Linked DNA regions of Homo sapiens: region 1 is linked to region 2. Evidence: chromatin loops called from intact Hi-C (ENCODE). Cell type or tissue: HepG2. All regions are shown on one strand.

Region 1 (8,000 bases), 96 kb before region 2:
AAAAAAAAAAAAAAAAGAAAGAAATTATTGGTGACACTGGCCAAGAGCCATTTTAGAGGGACAGTGAGAGTACAGTGAGTAGGAAGTAAAGAAGCAGACAAATTTAGTTGTGCACAGGAAATAAAAAGCTAAATAGGTGGTTATGAGTTCTTGTTTTTTCAAGAGGAAGGGATACAAGTGTTTAAATGTGAACACAGAGTAGCTGAAGATGTGCAAAGGGATTATTGATGGGGCACAGTCATCCTTCAGAGAGCAGGAAGGAATAGGATACAAGCATTGCTTCCACTGTAATAGGAGGTAAGAAAGCAAGCAAATAACTTCATTGGCTGGTGAAAGTTAAGCAAATTCTCGTACTACTGGCAACTGCCAATTCCAGTTATGTGGCATTACCAGGAATAAAAACACGTCTTTTAGCTTCTGGCTTGGGAGTTCTTGTCACTCCATCTTACTGGTCTCAAAGTAAAAAACGGTTTTTCTAAAATGATAAGTTTGCTACTAGCCGAGTAGAATTTTTACAGAGAATCCTTTTAAATGCTTTCTTTTTCAAATCATCTATTAAGACGAATCCAGAACTAGCACATAAACTCTGCTGTCAGAACAGAAAGCTACATGTAATATACATAATACACAATGTTCATGATTTGTTAACTGATAGCACTGGTAAAGAGATAAACTGGTTATGGCGGTATTATGCTTACTATTTCTACACCTTTAAGTTGGTGGTTTGAAGCTTAAAAAAATATGCTGGGCCAGGCGCAGTGGCTCACGCCTGTAATCCCAGCTCTTTGGGAGGCCAAGGCGGGCGGACCACCTGAAGTTGGGAGTTCAAGACCAGCCTGACCAACATGGAAGAACCCTGTCTTTACTAAAAACACAGAATTAGCCAGGCATGGTGGCACACGCCTGTAATCCCAGCTACTCGGGAGGCTAAGGCAGGAGAATCGCTTAAACCCAGGGGGCAGAGGTTGCGATGAGCCAAGATCACGCCATTGCACTCCAGCCTGGGCAACAAGAACAAAACTCTGGCTCAAAAAAAAAAAAAAAAAAAAAATCCTTTATGTAAATCAGGTTTTGTCAGCTATACAAATTTAATATAGATTTTTGATTCTTTTGAAATGTCTGATACATTTCTTGACGCTACTCTTCCTCCAGGGGTAATCTTTTCCCCAACTGGCCCACAAAGCACCTAATTTCTATCCAACCTTTTAAAGACCCAGAAGCCTCCTCCTTTTGGAAGACTCCTCTGTGGAAAAGAAAAGTCAAGCAGATGTATATTACAATCCCAGCTCTGCCAATGACAATCTGGATTGTGTGGGCAATTTTTATCAATCTGCTCTACCTTCAATAAAGTGGGACTGATTTATTTACTTACTTTCCAGGGTTGAGGTAATTAAATTCAGTAACATATATAAAAGCAACCAGGACTGTGACTCCTGGTACGCAAAAAGCCCTCAAAAATTTCATTCTGTTGCTACCCCAATATTTAAAATAGGAAAAACTTCATGGTGAATGGGCCAAGAATATGTTTTGTTAAAAATGAGATAAGAGTTCAGTTAAGTGAAGATGACAGGTCTAGTTTAAGAGCTTTAATAGGAGTTTGGTTTTCACCAATAAGTAATGAAGAGATGCAGTAGGTAGATGCCACAGGTTTGAAGGCAAGGAACAGAAATGATAAAAATGTTTCTGGACCGTTACTTCAACCTGCAGAGAGCTATCAGCTTAGGGAAAGAATTAACCAGAAGCCTGGACATGTGAACGGAGACCCTCCTGCTGCAGGCTGAGCACTGCGCCCTGGGTACCTGCTGGCTGGCTGGGCTTTGAGGACCTGTGCGGCACCACAACCTGTCAATAAACACCTCGCCAGCAAAAACAAACACAAACAAACAAACAGAGAGAGACAGAGAATGAACTAGAAAAGGAACTCAGCAAGTGTAGACTATATTGGCTCCTAGGGGAAGGGGAACAACATAATAATTTGGAAATAAAATAAAAATCTCATCCCTATAACCAAATGCCGCAAAATATTAATTGCTAAAAACCTTTCCATACAATCAATTTTTACTTAAGCCATAAGATAGTCGGTTCTGTCAATATAAACCAAAGCAAAGAATAAACAATATTTCTTAAGCATTAGCCAAAGCTCATCCTAATAAATTCTAAAACACACTTCAAATTCTTGATTGTGTGTTTTATTTTCAAATGCTGAATCTATAACCCTTATTTAAGGAACACTGAACAACATAATCAAAATGGGCTTTATAGTAATGAAAACACTGATGACTTTCTTATACCTATCTTCAAAGTTTAGGATTATAATTTTATAATGCTAATTTGTGAAAGCACTAGTAGGAGGTTAGTGCTCATGTAGGTTAGTAAAATAAATAACTAAAAATAATATACTAAGAAAGAGATTAACATTGATACTGGTACTGTGATAAGGTTTGGAAACTTCAAAGAATGGATACTATCAATTCTTTCATACCCCTGCTATTCAAGAGTGTGGGCCTTGGGCCAGCAGCACTGAGCACACCCAGGAGCTAGTTAAAACTGCAGAAACTCAGGCTCCACCCAACCCACTGATGAAGAATCTATAGTTTAATGAGATCCTCTGTATGTTCGTTGAAGTTTGAGAAGCACTGCCTTAGATACTACTTTGAGATTTGATCACCTACAACATTGTTTTAAGAACGACATATGCCTGGAGGGTAAATATTTTGTGTCCATGATAAAGCAAAAACCACTAATCTGAGGAGTTAAGCAACCTCTGAAACTCTCAATTTGTAAAATGATTCCATCTTGGTTAAAATCTAGAACTAGTATCAGTAGAATGAAACTGTTTTTAAACTTAAACCTAACTATATTGTATCTTTTGTCCTCTTTTCTTAATCCATTTTTGAAAATATGTTTCTTCTAAACTAAAAAACTTGTAAAACCGATTTTTCACAAAATCCCAGGAGTGTAATCTTAAATCGTTTGTACCTGTGCACAGCTACCTAACAAACTGGTTCCTTCCAAGTCTGCTAAGATTTCGTGATGTCAGATGGCACAAATTAGGCGTTAGGAATTTAATATAATCTACAAACGTTATAAATAGAAGCTTTTTATGGACACTCCAAATACCATAATTAGAAACTTTTTTAAAAATGCAGCTGTCAAGTGTTTAAGCCCCTAACACACCTTTAAGACTGTCTTCATTGTGTTGTAAGGGGAAAAGAGAAAAAAACCCAAACATGCACTTTTGATGATAGTGACCTGCTCAGACACTGAATTTTTTCTGATAAAAGTGAACAAAGATAACATGACAAAAATGTGCTTTATGTGCCCAAAAGAGACATCAGGACAACCAAGTCACCCACTTCCCTGAAGAAAAGTGAGAAAACTTGAACTTAAATATATGTAAGACCTCACAAAGCCTAGTATCTAATGAGAAATCAAATGACCAACTAAACAATCTTTTTTTATTAAGAAAAATTGACTTTTAGTAAACAATAAAACTGGAAAACCAGGAATAATACAAAACGGTGTGAAGAATGTTTTAAGCTTTTAATATTGTTGTCAGGCCCTCAAAATACTATGATGGCAGTACTGGGAGTGGGCAGTCAGCCCAGATTTACTGCTCACTTATCAGGCCCATGTTTGTTGTGCAAGTGTTATAGAGTCACATGCTAGAGGCTGTTCCCAAACTAGCTAAACCTACACGCTTAACTGACTCTAGGAACAATGATACATTGTTCAATCTAATCCTTCCATGAGCCACAGTTCCTAAACCACAACTATAGGCTTTTTATATTTGTATATGTCCATGGTGGACTATTTCTAGAACCTCAAAAATTCAGTGATTATGCATATACTATATTTCCTTGACATGCATGAGAAGACGTAAACATTTTGCCTCTATGATAATATGGTTTCTGCACTACAGGATATCAGAATCTTAAATTGAAATTTAAATAATTAAGCTATCACTGAAGGCTGTTAATGAGTTAAAATTATGAACAAGTATGAGCAGAAATACATAAAAGCAAACATGACCATTTATTATAAGTCTACAAACTGTACACCACACTATAATCTGACCCTATAGCTTTAGGTTTGATAAAATTAACATTTGCCCGCAAGCATGAAACCAATTTAAACACAACTTAAACATGTTGACAAAAAAAGTGACATGCTGACATGTTTATATATAATACATCTCCCCTGGGAAATGATTATTCCCTAAGGAAAGGGTGAGGATGGACCAGCCATGAGAATAATGCCAAAGCTCAAGTGGAGGCTTCCTGAAGCAAGCACAGTTCTCTCAATCTTGATCCCAAATGGCGTGTACCTGAAGTTACGTTCAGCAAAATTGAACATCTTTTCCTAATGCCATAGTGACTGAGAATATTCCTCCCAAAAGTTCAAAAATTGTATTTGTCCTGATTTCATGATATAGAAAACAACAGATGTCATTAGAGTATGAACTGAAAACAAAGACTAGAATTCCAATGATAAGGTCCACCTAGCTCTTTTCGTAATAATCACCTTACAGGGAAAAGGCAAAAAAAGAGAAATGGCAGAACTAAAAATAAAGAAATATTTTAAAACAGCCCTGAGAAATTTTAGTTACAGAAAGTCTGCTGTAAGTGTTTTTCAAAATGTGGTTCCCAAACAACCTGCATCAAAATTAGCAGGGCAGACTTATTAGCACCTGGGTATTTTTATGAATAACAACAGTTATTTCAGGAAAATAATTGACCTAGCAATTTTACATGTTCTTTCATAATCTCAGATCTTTACATACAGTAAGACATTTATTTACCCAAAAGAGCCAAAATAGCAATTCAACCTCTTCAAAAGATGGTTGGTGGTTTTCTCATATTCTACTGTTTTGCTTAAACTGACATTCCTGAACAAATACTATTTTAAATGGAACTACTACATGTCAGATGTCAAAAAGAAGTGAACTTTCTTATATAGGTTACAGACATTGGCAGTATTATCTTTTCATTTTATAATTGTCAGTCTAGGCACAGAATAAAAAAAAAACTGTGAAGATGAAACAAATGTGATGGGTACCAACTCTGACCTCATTTGTCATGACATGACTTAGGAGTAATGCCCTCAACCAAGGACCAGGAAGGAAGACAGGTTTAGGCAGTCAAACAAAGTTATAATCAGTGTTCTGTGGCCACATCAGACACCAGTGGCTTCCAAATAAGGATCTGTTCAGTCGGCTGGCTCATACGACTACAGTGAGGGAATCTAGTTACAAATCTGGAACCACATTCACTGTATATTTATGGTGACATTCAAATTTTCAACTGTTAACAACATAACAGGGCTTCGGCCACCCAAAATATTATTACAACACAAGTCTAACAGCGAGGGAAACATTTCCCAAAGGGTAAATCACCAGGAAAAGAGTCAGGAAAATCCACACTAAACGCTTCTTAGCAAAGTGGGCAAATGGTCTTCATCAAAATAAAGTGTATATGGAACTTGTAACGTAAACTGCTGACACCACCCACTCCTCCTCCAGCCATTTTGATGAAAATAATACAAACAGTCAAGGAACCTTCTGTGTTCTTTACCACTTACTTTTAACAAGTTTGGTAACACTACAGAATGTCTTCAATCATCTACAAAGATTCATATTGTAAGTTAGCAAAATAACTTGGGGAGGGGCCCCAAAACATAAAACAATTTAACTGTTACATATTCTATACGTAATGTATGTCAAATAATGAGATGGTTTCCATACAAATAGATACTAAGCACAGAGTCTTACCTAGTCTTAACTACTCATTAAATGATATAAAAAATCTATTTTACTTTGATGTTTCATTATTCGTTAGATGTCATTTTTAGGAAATGTTATTTAGGTAACTTTGAAACTTTGGTAATGCTTTCAGGGCCTTCCACAATCAGAAAAGAGGGCAGGACAGTGGTAGAAAGGCATTAGATTTATTTAAGTTGGGAGTTAGGTTACCCAATCTCAGTGAAGTAATTTGACTTTTCTGAACCTCTGCTTCAGCAGCTGTGATATATAACAGGCCACCATTAAACAGGAACAAATACTTCACCTATTGACTGCCTACTGTGTTGTGCAAAACAAAGTATGTTATCCATATAACCAGTTTTAAAGTAAATAAAATAATATCTGATGTCAACACTGTTCAGTCTTTTGGCTCACATGTCTGCTGTGAGGGAATCATACTTAGCTACAAACCTGAAACCATATCCATTGCGTATTTATGGCAACATTCAAGTTTTCAACTGTTAGTAACACATTGGGTGTTAAATTACCAATAAGTAACAAAGTAATTTAAAGTAAGTAAGGGAACCCTTGGCTAAATAAAGGTTACTGGTGATAATAATAAATTAGTGAATAAGTTTTACACGTAGGACTATGACAGATATTAAGGTGGCTTACCAGATCTGTGGATTTCGTATGTGGCAAAAGAGTGGTGGGATTCTTTCAATCATGGCCAAAAATTCTTGCAATAGTCACCCATCATTCTTCCATCCATTAATATCTCTTTGTATGATTATAACATGCTGTGTTTTTCTCTGTATGTATGTATATACACACATATATATATACACATGCATGTGTAATTTTTTTTTAAAGAAAATAAATGCTAGACACTCATACAAATCATGCTTACAGGACTGGCTTACTTAGAAGAGTCAGTAGTCTTTCAATACCAAATTACAAATACAGATTAAATGTCTTCCCTTCTGTCTCCTCTGGATTTAACATGTTTACAGAGAGAAAGCAAGAGAACACAGTTGTGGTATAATCATATAAAGATATTTTAAATTCCCTAGTTCACCAGAATCAGAACATTTGTTCAGGCTGAAAACTAGGATTCAACTTGCTTTCTGTTAAGTTGCAATTGAAATGTGATCCTGTCAGTGAAAATACAGCTTTCTTCTTTGAACCTCTCAAGTTAAATGACTATGAAATTCCATTATACTATGAAATATATTATCACCTTTTTGAGGGGGATTTTTATGGCTACTGGTAGAAAATGTTACTAATAGTCACAGTCATGGTCATTAAAAAGAAATTAATAAAAAGGTTATACTGTAAATATTAAGTAACATGATCACTTAGAGACTGCCTCAATCTATGAGACCCATGCTAGCAGGCTGGATCTTTAGTGTTACATGAGGATTACACAGAAGGTGGGTTCACAGGTTTCTAGGTCTTACAGATTTTTTTTTTTTTAAGAGTTCCTCTGTATGGAGAGGAATATTATTCTAGTCTCCCATTAAGATGTCAGATGTCAATTGCCTAGCAGCTCACTAAGAACAAACTCAAGCTCTCGGAATCTAAAAAGTTAGTAAAAAGGCTGTTTACTAAATTGGAAGAAAGATAATTGAGTACAGCAAATATATTAGGAGTTTCATTGAAATTCTTTTCAAAATTCTTCCAATAACTAAAAAGATTAATAATTACTGAGAAAGGTTCCTGAAGCAGGAACTCAATTTGGTTATCCACAGAACTCACTTCATTGAATTTCTAATTCACATATAATAAACACATAGAAAATAACTGATACTTCAATGCTGTATCAGAAAACACTCTTGCATTTTAAGGTGAGAAGACTGACATACCTAAGAATTATAAAAGAAAGATGATTTCTCTGCTATCCTTTTTAAAAAGAAGACAAAGTTCTATACATGTAAGAGTTTTCATAAAATGTTTTGTCCACTACAACTGTGGTGGGGAGGAGCAGTGGAAGAGTGCGCAGTGACTTTAACCATCTGTGAATCACTCATATCTGTGATACTGTGGAAAATTTTGGTCACTATTGCTCAAAACTGACATATGTAACTGCTACACAAAAGATGAACTATGAAAATGGCTTAAGGGATGGAACAAAGACTAGGCCTAACTGGAATTGGAACACCTCAGTCTATAAAGATGAAGTCCACATGGAGATGTGATTAAAATCTAAGAGAAAAGGAAAATTTCAAAGTTCTCAAAATATAAAAAACACTTCACACCT
Region 2 (8,000 bases):
AAGGTAAATTTCAAATCAGGCCCTAATCAAATTATCACAAATTCAGAATTACAGAAAACTGAAATAACGGCATTTTGTCTATTTTTCTCTTGTAGACTTAGTTTTGCCCCATCCTCCATTCCCTATCCCACACTTATTTCCTGAATTTATCATTCAGGAATGGATTTTCTGCTACTAGAGGTCCCATTAAATTACAGAAAGTCATAAAGATTAAAATGAATATTTTTATTATTACCTCCATCGATCACTGAATCAGTCTCTATGTAGACACATATACACACACTCTCATTCTGATAGAACAGTGGTGGTGTTCTTTTGTTCAAAGCTCTAAGATTGTAGACCTAGGTGTGGTGGCCCTCGGTGTATCCCTACCCTGGATACATTTGCTGGATCTCTGACCTGAGAAGTAGCTTGTGCTTAAGAAGAGTAAGTAATGCTGGTGAATGTTTACACTAGCTCTTTTGGCTGTCCACTTGAGAGTCATGCTAGGACCTGTTATTCTATGTCCTGAGCTGGGCTCATGTGGAGGCATGAAGGATGCCTGGAGCCAGGAACTGTGTATGCCTCAGTAATTGCAAAAGCTATGCTGCTAAGAAGCTTCCTTTGTTTAGAGGTAAGATCCTCTGAGGGATTAGATAAAGAAAAAAGGAGACCATAGGAAATGATAAGAGGAGTTCTAGGTGATGTTGAAAGTCCAAAAAAACAAGACCAGTGTAGAGCCCGATAGTTTCTGAAGATTGGTCAGTGGACACAGGAGGAGGGACTGACATCGGGCATGCCATTTTAATTAGCCTACCCTAGGTCTGATTTGGGGAGTGGAAGGAGGGTTTGGATGGTGAAAAAATATGATTAAGTTCAAACCACTTAATAAGAGATATGAAAATAGCATTTGCTGTGGACTGAATTCTATCTCTTCAAAATTCATATATTGAGACATAAAAAATAGCATTTTCTATGGACTGAACTGTATGGCCAAATATTCATATATTGAAGCTCTAACCCTCAACGTGATGGTAGTTGGAGATGGGGCCTTTGGGAAATAATTGGGTTTCAATGAGGTAGAAGGAGGGATGGTCATGGGACTTCAAAATATGAATTAAGAAAGGCATAGTTCAGTCATTGAGTCTATAACATGTAACCACTAGGACCCCAAATTCATGTTCTTCTCACATGCAAAATACACTCATTCCATTCCAACAGCCCCACAAACTTTTTTTTTCTTTTTTTCTTCAACAAGGTCTCACTCTGTCACCCAGGCTGCAGTGTGGTGATGTGATCATGGCTCATTGTGGCCTCAACTTCCTGGGCTCAAGTGATTCTTCTGCCTCAGCCTTCTGAATAGCTGGGACTACAGGTGTGTGCCAACACAGCCAGATAGTTTTTTGTAGAGATAGGGTCTGCTGTGTTGCCCAGGCTAGTCTCAAATGCCTGGGCTCAAGTGATCCTCCCACCTTGGCCTCTTGAAGTGTTGGGATTACAGGGGTGAGCCACCTTGTCCTGCTCCCAAAATTTTCACTCATTCCAGTATCAACTCTAAAGTCCAAAGTTTCTTCTAAATATCATAAAAATTGGATATGGGTAGACTTGAGGTATGATTCATGCTAAGGCAAAATTCCTCTCCAGCTGTAAACCTGTGAAGAAGGACAAGGTATGTGTTTCCAAAATACATAGGTGGGACAGACATAGGCTAGTCATTTCCATTCCAAAAGGGAGAAACAGGAAATAAGAAAGGGGTGACAGGTGTCAAGCAAGCCCTTAACGTAGAAAGTCAAATTCCTTTAGATCTTAAATGCTCAAGGATAATCTTCTTTGGTTTGATACTCTGCCTCTGGACCCACCGAGGTGGCAGTCTTGCTTCTACCCTGGTGGCGGTAGAGCCCTGAAGGCTCCGGGTGGCCCAATCTCCAAGGTTCCACAGGGCCAATTTAGCCCGTATGTTCTGCAGGGTGGCCCTGCCTCCAAGGCTTTGGTTGGAGGCCATCTGGCCTGTTGAAATGGAGGCAGTGGCCCTGATGGCCCTGAAGATCTCTGAATTGCTTCGGGGTCTTTCTAACCTTTTCTTGAAGAATAGCGCATGTTCACAGCCCAATAGCTCTATGGTCCAGTCTTGCAGGATCTAAGAAGGCCAACAGCCTTCCTTCATCTCATCTCATTGTTCAAACTAGCAGAGTCTTTGCTGCTGATATAATTCCATCTCTATTCCTGACTTCTGTTGAAATGGCTCATTAAGTCCATAAGTCATACCCATGATCTCTTTATCAAATGGCTGTTCAGTGTTCTGAACAGTGTTCTCTTCAGAACAAACCTTCTCATTTTTTACAATAAGGATAGGTTGAAAACTTTCCAAATCTTCAAATGTTTGTTCATTTTTGGTTAACAATTCCTTCTGCAATTCATCTCTCTTCTTTCATACTTTACTATAAGCAAGACATTACTTTAAGACTTTGCTTAGAAATCTCGTCAGCTAAATCTCCAATTTCATCACTTATAAGTTCTACCTTCCATAAAACAATAGAAAACAGTTCATCCAAGTTATTTGCCACTTTATAACAAAGATCACCTTTACCCCAGTTTCCAATAACATATCCCTTATTTCCTTGGGCGCTATCACCAGAATTGCCCATAGTGTCCGTATACATGCACCTCAAGCTTCCATCCATCATTCAGTTCCAAAGCCACTTCCACATTCTTAGGTATTTGTTACAGCAGCTCCTCACTTCTCAGTACCAAGATCCATCTTAGTCACCTTGGGCTGCTATAACAAAATGCCATAGTCTGGGTGGCTTAAACAATAGACATGTATTTCTCAAAGTTTTAGAGGCTAGAAAGTCCAAGGTCAAGGTCCAGATGATTCAGTTGCTGGTGAAGGCACTCTTCTTGGCTTGCAGAAAATTGTCTTCTTTCTGTGTACTTAGATGGCTCTAGTGCTTTTACTTCTTATTATAAAGGCATTAATCCCACCATGAGGGCCCCACCCTAGTGCCCTCATCTAAACCTAATTTATTTTCCAAAGGCCCCATCTCCAAAAACCATCACATTGAAGGGTTAGGGGTTAAACATATGAATTTAGGGGTGGGGACACAACTCACTCCATAACACATGCTATTTTTTATGTAGGAATTTCATTAAATTATGTCCCCAGCATTTATAAGACATGTAATGCATCACTATGATCACATACAGAAAGAACACAGTTTTTCCCTAGTACTAGCATTATAAAACACTGGGTGCCTCCTTATCATTCGGTGTCTTAAGTTAGTACTTTTCTGGCAACCCCATCAACGTGGAAGTGACAGAGGCAGGAGAGTGAAGTGGTGAATGTCTTCAATTCTGGATCCTCTGCTCACTCAGTCGAGTAAAACTGCACACATTACTTAGCTTATGCCTCTGACTATTCATTTGTAAAATAGTGATATATAATACTACCTTTCTTGCATTGTTTCATGAATGAAAGGAGTTAATGTGTATGATGCCCTTAGCTGAGCACATAGGAAGCATCCATTATATGTTATCAAAAAAAGACAAAGTGTATCTAAACATAGGAGCTATGGCGGCTGGCTGAGAGGATAAAACAGCACCGACAACTGGCAATCTCCAGGGAGTGCAGCACAGTGAAGGAGGTTCCATCATCACTTTCTTTAGAACTGGTTCACTTCCCAAAAGAATGTCTCTTCACCTATTTTAAAAAGCTGCTTCTTTTGCTTTAAAAGGGCCCCAGAGGAAAATAAGAGGGGGGTATTTCAGAAAAAGAAATATAGCAGAAAAAGAAAAAGTAAAAGGAGATAAAAATGAGCTAGTGGAAGAGTACTAACATTCCACTAGAACTTCTGCTTCTGAAATAGTGTTATTATTCTTCTGTCCTATTTTTCAGAGTATCTATAATTCATCAAGTCAGGCACATGAGACATTTGAGAACCTCTTTTTGCAATGATTTTTTCAAAAATTAGTATAAAGTTAATGCTATTTTGTGTATGTACTAACATGGGGAGAGGGTTGAGCACTTATTTCAGTGAGCCTTATTTTTTCAAATAGATTGACTGAAGTTACTGTAAACATGTTTTCTAAACACTGTGATACATGGCTCTGATTATTTCCTTTTGAAAATTTTGAGTTGGGTAAATATATTCTCTCAGATACTCAGTTTAATTTTGTAAGTAGTCTGTACCAGCTTTTCGCTCTATAAATTTTGCAGTAGTCTTTAGCCAAAAGCAATAAAATCTGACCTACTAAGTCTAACATCATGAACTGTTTGTAATCTTGTTCTTGACTAATACTTTAAGTTACTTTTGTGTAATTTACCAAAATACACCCCTAAACAAAAAAAATCTAATTTAAAATGCATTTTATTGAGTATAAATCCATATCACCAATCAGATTCTCCTTCTAAATGGAACGTTGCTTTTATTCATTCTGTTGCTAAGATAATCTCAACCTAAAATTTAAAATATAGCTTTCATTTTTTTTTCCCCAAAATAGTCTTATATTAACTCTGCTTTCTTCCTTGTCCCAAGAGTTATTGAAGGGACTTAAGTGAGTGCTACTAAGTGTTTAAGTGTTTGGGTAATTTTCTTAAAAAAAATTTCTGGCTCTTTCAATGTATTATGAAATAATACATTATGAAAATATAATCTAGCTGGGCGCGGTGGCTCACACCCATAATCCCAGCACTTTGGGAGGCCAAGGCAGGTGGATCACTTGAGGCCAGGAGTTTGAGACCAGCCTGGCCAACATGGCGAAACCCTATCACTACTTAAAAAAAAAAAAAAAAAAATTTAGGCTGAGCGTGGTGGTTCACGCCTGTAATCTCAGCACTTTGGGAGGCCAAGGTTGGCAGATTTACTTGCAGTCAGGAGTTCAAGACCAGCCTGGCCAACATGGCGAAACCCCGTCTCTACTAAAAACACAAAAATTAGCCAGGTGTGGTGGCACACACCTGTAATCCCAGCTACCTGGGAGGCTGAGGCAGGAGAATCGTTTGAACCTGGGAGACGAAGGTTGCAGTGAGCTGAGATCACACCACTGCACTCCAGTCTGGGTGACAGTGAGACACTGTCTCAAAAAACAAGTAAGCAAAAAACCAAAAATTAGCCAGGAATTAGCCGGGTGTGGGGGCCCATGACTGTAATCCCAGTTACTGGGGAGGCTGAGGCATGAGAATTGCTTGAACCCAGGAGGCACCACTGCACTCCAGCCTGGGTGACAGAGTGAGACACTGTCTCAAAAAAAAAAAAAAAAGTCCTGTGGTTGGCTGATTCCTCTGTGAGAAATCCATGTACCCATGTACTCATCTCAATTTAGATTTTGCCCAAATATCCCAATATCAGTGGACTCTTTCCTGATCTTTTCCCTCTGGGCAGAACTGACCATTCTTGCCCACACTTTTACATTTTTTTTAGTTTTTGAGGCATTCTTGCTCTCTCACCCAGGGTGGAGGGCAGTGACACAATCTCAGCTCACGGCAACCCTCCACCTCCCAGGTCCAATCAATTCTCCTTCCTCAGCCACCAAGTAGCTAGTATTACAGGTGCTCGCCACCACGCCTGGCTAATTTTTGTATTTTTAGTAGAGATGGGGTTTCACCATGCTGGCCAGGCTGGTCTTGAACTCCTGTACTCAAGTGATCCGCCCGCCTCAGCCTCCCAAAGTGCTGGGATTACAGACGTGAGCCACCATGCCTGGCCCTTGGCTACACTTCTATGGTAGCACCTTTGACATATTAGTACATACACACACACACACACACACACACACACACACACACACACATTTTAACATATCAAGTTCATTTAGTACAGGTTTTCTTATTTACCTTAATGTTCCCTATATCTAGCAGAGTACATGGAAAATACACAATAAATACTTTTATATGAATAAAAAGAGAGAAAAATTGCTCTTATGTGTTAAGCCAGCATAGTAGCAGTAGACTCCCAGGAAAGAGATGCAGGGCAGGTCTGGCACAGCTGGTCATATTTGATCTTGATGTATCAAACAGATGAGTCATTCCCAATTTATATTTTAATAATGAAAATTCCTGAGGCAAAATTTTCTTATAATAGTAAAATAGTATCTGAAAAGATGAAAATTTTATTTACCTAATATGATCCATTGTCCAGAAGAATCTGAAAGTAACTTCAAATTGGGAATAACATTTGGGTCTTTGAAAAAAGCCTAAAATACAAATTTGAGGGGAATAAGTTAGATATTTTATTATAAATGATAGTAAAAATTAACATAAAATAACTATAATCTCCTTTAATTCAAATAGAAAGGACAATTTTAAATTGGTAAAATGTCTGAGTAATAAAGAGTTTATAAATAAATGAAGTTTTATTACATCCAACTTGGAACAGTATGAACATTGTGTGTCCAAGTACAGATGTCTTTGGAACTTAATTTAGAAAATAATGATATAGAGTAAACATTAGGAGGTTATATAATATTTGAAAACTTTGTTTTCCTTCAATCTTGCTTATTGAATTGCCTTCGTAACAACTGACATACTAGATCTAAATCCAAAAGTAACTGTCAATTTAATTCTTTCCAAAAGGCATGTAAAAAAGTGAAAAATCTAACTTCCTAAAAATGAAACGTTTTCTGTATGGCAAAAGACAACAAAGCAGGTAAGAGTTTTAGTTCCAGATCCTTTTGTAGTTTATGAGCATGATGACTGGGTTTTCACAGGTATGTGTGAGATGTGCCATCCTCGAACCTTGTTATGATGTCGGCATATTGTCAGTCTGACATGAAATAAGAAAAAAATATATAAAATAAAAAAGAGCTTTAGTTCTTGGCACCAGCAGCTGACTCAAGCTGAAAAGGCAGAAGAAAATTTATTAGAAGCATCTCAGGGAGTCCACAAAATGTTCCGGGGGTGGAGGGCATCAGGCTGAAGGCTGGACCCAGGAACAATCCAAAATCATATGCAGAACTGCCCTCATGAGGAAACTGTCACCCTTGCTGCAGCCCCACGAAGCACTACAGTTGATCTTAGCCAAAAGGCTGAGAAGCGATAGCCCCATCAAGCACTAGAGGAAGCCACCATCACCCCTTTCTCCTATTCAAGTACTAACCAGGCCCAACCTTACTTAGCTTTCAATATCAGGTACATCGAGGATGGTATGGCCATAAACATCAAGTACTAACCAGGCCCAATCCTGCTTAGCTTCCAGCATTCAGGGTGGTATGGCTGTAGACATCACCATCACTCCCTTCTAACCTAGGCCATTGCTGTGCCAGGTCTGTCTGGCCTGAAAGTGGTCTCTGCCACTACCTTTGCCAAAGAAATGAATTCTGTGTGTGCCTCCTTCCTTAAGTTGCTCACTTCAAAATTCCAGTCTTGCACTGATGAGTCTGTTTGTAAACCTAGGTCCCACGCTTACTATCTGGATGCAAGGGAGTTCCTTGCATTTTGGGAGGTTTCACTTGGACTTCCCAAAAGTTACTCCCAAATTGCATGGTTGTTTACAAGGTGCTGGACAGCCAGAAAACATAATGTCTGTGAAGAGCAATAAACAAAAGAAAAATAATAGACTGAGAGAAAATATTTGCAACACATATGTTAAAACGGAGAAACTGACATCCTAGTGATTAAAAAAAAAAACTAACTGTAAGAAAAACTGACAAACCTAAATTTTCTTCTGCCTTTTCAGCTTGAGTCAGCTGCTGGTGCATGGAACGAAAGTTTTCTTTTTTTCTTTTTTTTTTTTTTGAGATGGAGTTTCGCTCTTGTTGCCCAGGATGGAGTGCAGTGGTGCGATCTCGGCTTACTGCAACCTCTGCCTCCCGGGTTCAAGCGATTTTCCTGTCTCAGTCTCCTGAGTAGCTGGGATTACAGGTGTGTGCCACCATGCCCGGCTAATTTTTTGTATTTTTAGTAGACAAGGGGTTTCACCATGTTGGCTAGGCTAGTCTTGAACTCCTGACCTTGGGTGATCTGACTGCCTTGGCCTCCCAAAGTGCTGGGATTACAGGCGTGAGTCACCGCACCCAGGCTAGCTCTT

What was found. A loop is a pair of places that touch in the nucleus more often than their neighbours do. Peaks named below come from ENCODE experiments on the same cell type or tissue, not always from the same donor. Only the 100,000 strongest peaks of a DNase experiment are listed, where the experiment ranks them.
Region 1: it touches region 2 in a loop (2.7-fold over the local background); 1 of 110 quality-filtered maps calls a loop at or near these places.

What each region holds. Positions count from the first base shown.
Region 1 is chr11:102,153,070-102,161,069 of GRCh38, reverse strand. All of the region lies in intron 2 of YAP1 (Yes1 associated transcriptional regulator), which reads right to left. Among named protein-coding and RNA genes, the nearest start is that of YAP1-DT, 47 kb to the right of the region's middle. In HepG2, no CTCF peak of the experiment used is centred here; a DNase peak (open chromatin) is centred at 3,669.
Region 2 is chr11:102,057,048-102,065,047 of GRCh38, reverse strand. It overlaps CFAP300 (cilia and flagella associated protein 300), which reads right to left. Exons shown (of 7, transcript NM_032930.3): 3 at 6,093-6,168. It overlaps LOC124902830 (small nucleolar RNA U13), which reads left to right and starts at 6,640; the gene lies at 6,640-6,743. It also overlaps the pseudogene RNA5SP535. In HepG2, a CTCF peak has its summit at 3,579; no DNase peak of the experiment used is centred here.